Regions from separate parts of the Homo sapiens genome. Here regions 1 and 2 are each linked to region 3. The links are chromatin contacts, found by Hi-C or POLR2A ChIA-PET in ENCODE. All regions are on one chromosome and are shown on one strand. The core of a region is the stretch at or near the end of the contact, and the rest is flanking DNA. Distances in the headings are between cores, read along the strand shown.

Region 1 (2,700 bases), core at 134-2,633, 490 kb after region 3:
GGGGACCTGTCCCAGGGAGTCAAAGGCGAGTGTCATTCCAGAAACGGAGACCATGGCCACAGGGCCCTTGACCTGTCCACCTTCTTCCCGTCTGTCCTGTCTTCCTGCCTCCCCTCTTTTCCTACCAAATCAGGCCTCATGCTCCACCACTTCAACCCCAATCTTACCAACACCCCATCCCTGTTCTCCTTTGGTCTTGTTCACTGGACACCCAGCCTTCCTATATTTTTCTCTCACAGAACTTGTGACAGTCATAATGTTATATTTATTTGCGATGTTATTTGGCTGTCTCTCCCATTTGATATAAGTTCCTTGGGGGTAGAAACCATGTCTGACCCAGTGTATAACACATCCTGGCATACAGTGGCTATGCCATGGAGATCTGAGTGAATGGGTGGCTTTTCTCTGTGAAAGGGAGGCACAGCATGGCTTCCTGTGAGTACCTCTTCCAGAAGGGTGGTTTTCTCCTGCAGTTTTGCCTCGTAAAACTCAGTCAGCTCCTCCAGGGCCTGGCTCTTGGTCTCATCGTTATCCCGGAGCTGTTTTTCATACTCTTCCTGCATCCTCTGGGACTTGAGCTGCAGCTCCTGGTACTTCTCATATTCTAGAAGCAACTTTTGGTTGTTGCAACATTCTGGAGAGAAGCAAGGATGGTATTTAAGGTGGGAGAGCAGCACTTGCTTCAGGGACACCCAGGAGCCTTGGGCGCTCTCCCATCCCTTCCAGCACCAGCTGGAGCAGCTGCCTCCAGAGCCAAGATTCAAATGCCTGCCTAGCTTCCTTGCTGCCAACCCCTCATCCCATCATCTCATCAGGTAGCCAAACTCCCTGCCTGCCTGCTCTGGGAAGAAAAGTTTCCAGGAAAGCACAGAGTGGTATTTGGGGACTCAGGGCCAAGAAGAATATCCTGAGTGTGAAAAATAAGTATTAGGACTCCTGCTTTATAGCAAAGTGAGGCTCGGTAAGGTTAGGTGACTCCCCAGAGCACCTGGCAAGTACGTGGTGAGCCTGGGACCCAAGGCAAGACTATCAGGTTCCAAACTTGACCTTTTCCGTGCCTCCTACTTTCATGCAATAGGTGTTTAATGTGCTTAGTGAATGAGTAAAAACACAGAAGTGAAAACCACAGTGAGTTCCAGGGGATACATGTAGCCTGTTTTTAGACAGAGCCATATTCCCTGAGACTTCTACTGTGTCTGGGGGACTCTTGAGTGTTTCCCCATAACCTAGCTCTTCCAACCCTAACCAACGAGGCCTCTACTTGTGGGCTCACCCATGTCCTGCAGTTCCCGGCTTTGCTTGTCTAGGAGGTCTTCTATGTGCTCATGGTGATAAACATCCTGCTTCTCTTTTTCTGTTCTTAAGACCTAAAACAGAGTCACATTTCCTCATTTACACACATCTGCTGAAAGCACTACTAGGGCAAGAACTGATTTTACAAGTAACACCCTCCTTCACTCACAAACATTTCTCAAGCCCTCATTTTGCACCAAGCACTGTTCTATGAAGCAGCAACCACATTGTCACTTTTCATTTATGTTATATTCTGCTCTAAAAGCTCTATACTGTTCCTATTTCTATTCTTGCTACTAAATGGGTTTGTCAATGATGAGTTCAGTTTTGGACACGTGTCAAAAGGACTTCTGGGTGAAAAAGTAGGGATTCATTTGAATCCTCTGTTGCCAGCACATTGCTGTCAACAAAATCCTTGGCTGTGCTCATGGGTAAGCTTCTGAGGAAGTGTTTTCTTTAACTGAGCAGGAAAGCTTTCAGGCTTGGGGGGCGAGTTGGAGGTGGTGTGCCATCTTCAGGACCTAACTTTGCGCCTGGCTTATATAGAGCACCAAATAAATGTTTGTTGGCTAAATGAATAAAATTATAAAGTGAATTAATTAATACAATTAATAGCCAAGGTTTTTCTTTCTTTTTTTTTTTTAGCCGAACTTTATGACCCATAGACATTAAAGAAACAAATATCCCTCAAGGACATAATTGGGGATTTCTTTAGGGGGTGAGGGACAGGGCCTCGCTCTGTCATCCAAGCTGGAGTGCAGTGCAGAGATCATGACTCACTACAGTCCCCACCTCCCAGGCTCGAGCAGTCCTCCCATCCCAGCCTCCCAAGTAGCTAGAACTACAGGCAGATGCCACCATGGCAGACTCATTTTTTATTTTACATAGAGACAGGGTCTCACTATGTTGCCCATGCTGGTCTCAAGCTCTCGGATACAAGCGATCCTCCTGCCTAGGCCTTCCAAAGTGTTAGGATTATAGGGGTGAGCCACCTTGCCCAGTGGGGATTTTAGATAGGAGTCCAGATTTGTGTAGAACAAAGAAAAGAATCTGGGAGAGTCCCAGACCAAATCTAACTATGTAAAGGCCATGTAGACTAATTTTATTTAACTTCCTGACAATCCAGGAATCAGTATTCTGCTAGTTATTCTCCATCTATGCTTTGATTTTCTTATCTTTTTGCTTTTTCTTATCGTTTCATTTTGTTTTAAAATAAGTTTCTCCTAATCATAATTCTCATTGTAGAGAATTTGGAAATTACAAAAAGTATGTAAAACAAAATTTAAATTATCTGTAATCTCAACTTCCAGAGATAATTATACTGTTATCTATTTTCTATATGTATTTTACTACTATAGATCAGATTAATTAATCTGTTAATACCACTAATACCGATTAATACCATTC
Region 2 (2,745 bases), core at 122-2,621, 410 kb after region 3:
ATTTTCTCTATAGACAAACTCCATAGTCTTCTTGCAGAAATGATGCTCAGTTGAGATCCATTTGGGTGAAATTGTTATGCAAATTATGCATAAAAAAGCTGGTGAAATTCGGGACTGGATCAACAGAGGATGAGTCAGGGGGGAAAGAATGAACCTCTCTAAGTTGCTCCCCAAAAATGAAGTCAGGGCTATCTGAATTAAAGTGTCAAATTGGTACTCTTCTAAGTAACGGAGACCTCTCCCAATTAAACTTGCCAGACTGGGGTGGGTTACATGGGTGACCATGCAATTATTTTTCAAAATAGTGAGAGGCCCGGCACAGTGGCTCATGCCTGTAATCCCAGCACTTTGGGAGGTCGAGGCAGGCAGATCGCCTGAGGCCAGGAGTTCAAGACCACCCTGGCCAACATAGTGAAACCCCATGTCTACTAAAAATACAAAAAGATTAACCAGATGTGGTAGCACGCGCCTGTAGTCCCAGCTACTTGGGAGGCTGAGGCACAAGAATTGCTTGAACCCAGGAGGCAGAGGTTGCAGTGAGCTGAGATCATGCCATTGCACTCCAGCCTGGGTGACAGAGTGAGACTTTGTCTCAAAAAATAAAAAAGAATAAATAAAAGATAAACAGTGAGAGTCCCATCTTTGCTTCTTAAAGTCAAACTATTATATATAAACTATGTAAAGTCAGTATGTGAAGTAGAATGCTGCTTTGTTTTGCTCAGTGATTTTAAAGGGAAGGGGTAGTTGCAATTTTCCTCCCAAATTACATTCCTGTGTTCTCCTGAAGCATGCCCTTGTGTCTTGGCTCCTAGAATATTTTGAAAAGTATTTAAGATATTTCTTTGTTATGTGCAACTCCAAATGCTGGCATCTTTTTATATGCCAATAAGTGCCTTAACTCTCTGTACTGTTTGTCACAATTGCTTTTCGAAGAACCAAGTAAATGCTGCCCAAACAAATTAGAAAGTTTTCTTTTGGTTGAAATAAGCAACACTTTAACCCAATTCCTAAGTTCTGCCTTTGCCTGAAATTGACTTTACTGATAAATCATTCTTCATACTGATCAGCAAAGAAAGGAAAAATATCTTGTTCTTGTTGTTGTCCAAAAAAAAGAAAAGAAAAAGAAAGTAATTCTTTTAAGATTTTGTTTAGGTTAATAGTAACAATGGTTGGTACTTTCACTTAACTTCAGCAGCAACTAAAGCCACATTGTCAATTCAAAAACAGTTTTTGTTGTTCTTCCAGGAAATAACTCTGTAGTGAGAGGAAGTTTGCAGTAAATGCTTTTGGAGCATCAGGCTGAGGCTGTGTCCCTGAAGCTAGTGTGTGTGTGTGTGTGTGTGTGTGTGTGTGTGTGTGTGTGTGTGTGTGTTTTCACTCTAGTCAGAAAAGACGTGCCAGGTGTTTGTGACAAGCTGTGATGAGGACTGGAGATTACTTGGAATCCATTGTGTTCTTTTCCTTGTTGGAAAAAGAAAGCTTCTAAAAACAAGCCCTTATTTAAAGGAAGCCCCAGTTAATTCAACAAGGCTCTGAAAGAAGTCCCTTTTATAGAAACTGCTTGACAAAGGCCATTTGGCCCAGAGGAGTCCTGTGAGGTCAGAAACTGAAATCAACACCCACATAGGGTTCAGGCAGTTAGAAGCTCAGAGTGTACTTAGTAAAGCATAACAAACTTTTACCCACTTTGGTCAGAATGGAATTTACCCAGCAATGCAGAGTCTTATGCTAGAACACCAACAAACCTCAATTATAATGGCTAACAGTTGCTACGGGTTTACAGGTGCCGGGAAAAGGTGATGCCTACACCTCATGGACTCTCAGCCTTTTGAGATGGGTGTCACTATTATTATTATTATTATTATTGTTATTTTGAGATGGAGTCTCGCTCTGTCACCCAGGCTGGAGTGCAATGGCACAATCTCGGCTCACTGCAACCACCACCTCCTGGGTCCAAGCCATTCTCCTGCGTCAGCCTCCTGAGTAGCTGGGATTACAGGCTAATTTTGTATTTTTTTTTAGTAGATATGGGGTTTCTCCATGTTGGTCGGGCTCAGGCTCGTCTCGAACTCCCGACTTCAGGTGATCCGCCCTCCTTGGCCTCCCAAAGTGCTGGGATGACAGGCGTGAGCCACCGCACCCAGCCGGGTGTCATTATTATGATCCCCATTTTGCAGATGAGGAAACAGATGCATCCTCAGGTTAGTTAAGTGATGGTGTTCAGCTTTGACCCCAGACAGTTTGATCCACAGCCAGAGAGCTTAACTATGCCCAAGGCCTGTTAGACTATACTACCTAGACAGGAAGAAGGCCAGCACACCCAGGGAGGCTGCTTTCATCTGCATGTCATCCTTCAAACTCTTAAAAATGATTGAAGAAAAACAATCCTTTTGTATCCAGCATGCATCTGAAATTTTATTCTGGAAAACAATGAGCTCAACTCTGTGCTGTGTGATGATGGAGTGGTGCCCTTTAAAAGGCAAGGGCTGACCAGGAGAGATGGGCAGGCATGAATTTTAAGGATGTCTTGCCTTTAAGTTCCATCAGGTCCTTGCTTTAGCTCAGGTCACTCTGAAATCCTAGAAGAATAGCACACCCAATAGCACATGACACAAGTGACTCATTGTTCTTCTGCCTCAAACAACAGCAGCCTACTTAGCATACAAAACACATTTTATGAGACAAAGCTGGCTCGGGCCACAGCCACGCATTCTTTGCAGGAGCCACACATGGGGGCTGCTTTCT
Region 3 (2,700 bases), core at 129-2,628:
AATGGTTTTGAGTTTCCCCTCAGTCAATGCCTTGCATAAAATATGTACTCAAGAGGCGTTCCATTGATTGATACAAAGTCTGTTAGTCTCTGAGAACATGAATGTCTTGTTTCATCGTTAACATTTTATTTTTATTAAACCATGGTTAGACAGTTAGACACGCGAAATGGAGAGATTCACCACTTAATATCTCAAAATATCCTTAAGAATCTCTAATCATAGGAGGAGCTGTATTGCCTTAAGAGATTATTTGAAAGTATCATTTGGCTATAAATTTCTGTGCCAGCTTCCTTTTAATCCTCTGTTGACTTGAAAGTACACCAAACATTTCAGTGATCATCTCTACAAGATAATTCTGCCTTAGAAACAACCTAATTTGTCATGGGGACTATCTTACTTTTAGTAACCTAATAAGAGTTTTTTCCTACCTTAATGTCCAGCTATCTATAATTCACAGTACATCCACTGAAAAGTTTGAGTATTTTACTTTCTGAGGTAATAGCCGCCTTCACTGGTCCTTCCCTCAATTAATTACATTCAGTTATCAGGTTTCACTCCTTCCTCATACGTGAAGGAAACATAAATGAGGCTTACTGAGGAATCATAAAAATGGACATTGTTGTAAAAAGGAATCCAAAATGTTCATGGGACACTCTCCTAACCAAACCTGCCCTCCTCACTAAGATATTTTCTCTTGCAAGCAAAAGCACCGAGGACACAACGGGGGAAAGTGCCAGAAGGAAAGGAAGCAAGAGAGGCGTACTTTGCCGATCAAACTGACCCCAGTTCTGGCCCCCGCTAGAGCAGTAAGCAATGACAACCGCTACCCAAACGCTGCCGATTCCCGCTCAGGCGCTCCCTGGACTTTTCTTTCCTTTTCCCACAGCAGGGCCCGAATGACGGTGTCCGTGCTCTGCGCCAAGGTGCGCAGCGCTGCGGGGTTTCACACGGAGATGATCTCAGACCTCCTGGCCTGCGTCCGGCCGGCCTTTCCCCCAGGCTCGGCGGCCCCCACCCAGGAGAGGTCATCCAGGTACTGGGCCCCCAGCCCGAAGGACGACTGGGCCGTGCCCCGACCCCGCCTTCCCGGGCACTAGCGCGCGGGCTCCGCGCCCCGCCCAGCCCGGGACCCGCGGCCGGCGGGGGAGGGGCGGGGCGGAGCGGCGACCGTTATTCGCGGTCAGCCATCGCGCCCCGAAGCGCACTGGGCAGGCCCTTACCACAGCGGAGAGGGAGGCAGGGGGGAGGTGGCGCCCGGCCCGACGCGGGGCAGGAAGGCGGAGGCAGCGGCGTAGGCGGCGGCGACAGCCGCGGGGGACCCCGGCGGGAGCCCACAACGCGCTGGGCTGCATGGGCGCCGCCATAGTGGGGACGCAGCGGCGGGCGGAGCGCGCGGCCGCGACCCGGTCGGGCGCCTGCGACCAATGGGCTCGCGGAAGCCGGGCGGAGCGAGGGCCTGGCCAATGCGGAGCTGCGCTGCCCCGAGCAGCCCAATAGACGCAGGAGCCGCGGATTTGCCGTCCCGCCCACCCCGCCTACCACGAGAGCAGTGCTGCGGCGAGTGCGGGGCGAGAGGTTCGCGCTGGTGGAGCACCCCAGCTTGCAGGTTCAGCGTGGGTGTCTCTCCCGGGCACATCGAGCTGTCTAGAGGAACCCTCTTCCCCTGGCTTCACGGCCCAGAGGACGCACGGCTCTCTCCCCTCGAGAGCGTGTTTCGTCGCCCGCGCGGGGAACGCAAAGTGCTAGGGTAGTCACGGCCACTTCACGCCGAGGGACATCTCATCTCGCCCTCCAGGTCGTGAGCGCACCCATTCCGCTCACTGAGGCCGAAAGCTTCGGACCTCCGTGGGCCCTGGTGGGTAAGGGGGCACGGGGGTGAGCGTTAAGAGACTCGTAGAACATTTTTAGTCCGCGCGTGGCACAAGGCCTCCAAGCCCCACGTACACTTTGCAGCCCTCCCACTCCTTTTTCATTCCTGCGGCTGAGCCCTGGTGTTATCCGCCTGGGGCGGAATTTAAAACTTAATTCCTCAACAAAGTCGGGGTGGTCTTTAAACTGCAACCTTGGATCCAAAGGCCCTACCTTACAAAGGGAAGGCAGTTTGCCCTACAAAAAGGCTTCTGGGAGGAGCTGCCTAAGGCAGGAAGGGACTGGCAGGCCGGGAGGTGCCGCTTTTGGCTGGGGCCAGTTCTCTTGAGGTCGACCCGACTGCATAGGCAGCCAGTAGGGGAGAGAACGGGCCGGTCTGTGTGATTTGGATCACCTGAGTTGCAGTTTCCTAAGAGTTATTAGGTTGACCAAAAAAAAAAAGTGCAGTTTCTGGAAAACTGGTCAGCTGTTGAGTAAAAACTGCTGGGATTAAACCCAGCGCCCACCCCTGGAGGCAGTGGGGTCATCGAGAAAGGTAGGGATCCTGTGTAAAAAGGCTGGTGAAGTGTTCCTCTCTTCCAAAGATGTATGGATTAGTGTTCTCTCACCAATCCACTAAGGCCTGGTTCTGCCCAGCCTCCCTTGCTACATCCCCTGGGAATCCCCAAGTGGAGTGTGGGCAAAGAAAAAAAAAGGCCAACTTCCCTCCCTGGGCCCCAGGAGGGAGCTGACATAGAAAAGATCACCTCCTGCACCTCCCTTTCTCCACAATGAGATACCAAGTAGCAACCACCTCTCAACCCCCAGGGACACAAGGAAGCATCCAGAGCA

What was found. Hi-C counts contacts between places; a loop is a spot of excess contacts on that map. ChIA-PET counts read pairs that join two places held with the same protein, here RNA polymerase II (POLR2A). Pooled maps may share reads with other maps.
Region 1: a loop to region 3 is called in a pooled map, with 3 times the contacts of the local background. The contact joins the enhancer-like site here to the promoter of ST3GAL3 in region 3. A Hi-C loop is called at or near these places in 3 of 37 single-sample maps with no recorded cell type and 7 of 50 pooled maps. POLR2A ChIA-PET finds 5 or more read pairs at or near these places in 3 of 52 experiments (A549, B cell and activated CD8-positive, alpha-beta memory T cell).
Region 2: a pooled map shows a loop between it and region 3 (2.8-fold over the local background). The contact joins the enhancer-like site here to the promoter of ST3GAL3 in region 3. A Hi-C loop is called at or near these places in 2 of 50 pooled maps. POLR2A ChIA-PET finds 5 or more read pairs at or near these places in 3 of 52 experiments (B cell, CD4-positive, alpha-beta T cell and activated B cell).

The regions. Positions count from the first base shown.
Region 1 is chr1:43,220,039-43,222,738 of GRCh38, reverse strand. It overlaps CFAP57 (cilia and flagella associated protein 57), which reads right to left. Exons shown (of 23, transcript NM_001378189.1): 14 at 1,274-1,367; 15 at 444-634. All of the region lies in intron 1 of LOC105378685 (a long non-coding RNA gene), which reads left to right. Among named protein-coding and RNA genes, the nearest start is that of TMEM125, 49 kb to the left of the region's middle. RefSeq lists an enhancer at 1,081-1,360. Within about 2 kb of position 1,383, at least 3 of the 41 ENCODE cell types and tissues checked have a DNase peak (open chromatin) inside an H3K27ac peak, as active enhancers do; they include B cell, where a contact is called at or near this core.
Region 2 is chr1:43,294,462-43,297,206 of GRCh38, reverse strand. No RefSeq gene overlaps it. Among named protein-coding and RNA genes, the nearest start is that of TIE1, 5.1 kb to the left of the region's middle. Within about 2 kb of position 1,371, at least 12 of the 41 ENCODE cell types and tissues checked have a DNase peak (open chromatin) inside an H3K27ac peak, as active enhancers do.
Region 3 is chr1:43,706,214-43,708,913 of GRCh38, reverse strand. It overlaps ST3GAL3 (ST3 beta-galactoside alpha-2,3-sialyltransferase 3), which reads right to left and starts at 1,378. Exons shown (of 12, transcript NM_006279.5): 1 at 1,221-1,378. KDM4A-AS1 (KDM4A antisense RNA 1) reads left to right here and starts at 1,573. Exons shown (of 5, transcript NR_033827.1): 1 at 1,573-1,855. RefSeq lists silencers at 911-960, 991-1,490 and enhancers at 1,621-1,700, 1,426-1,943.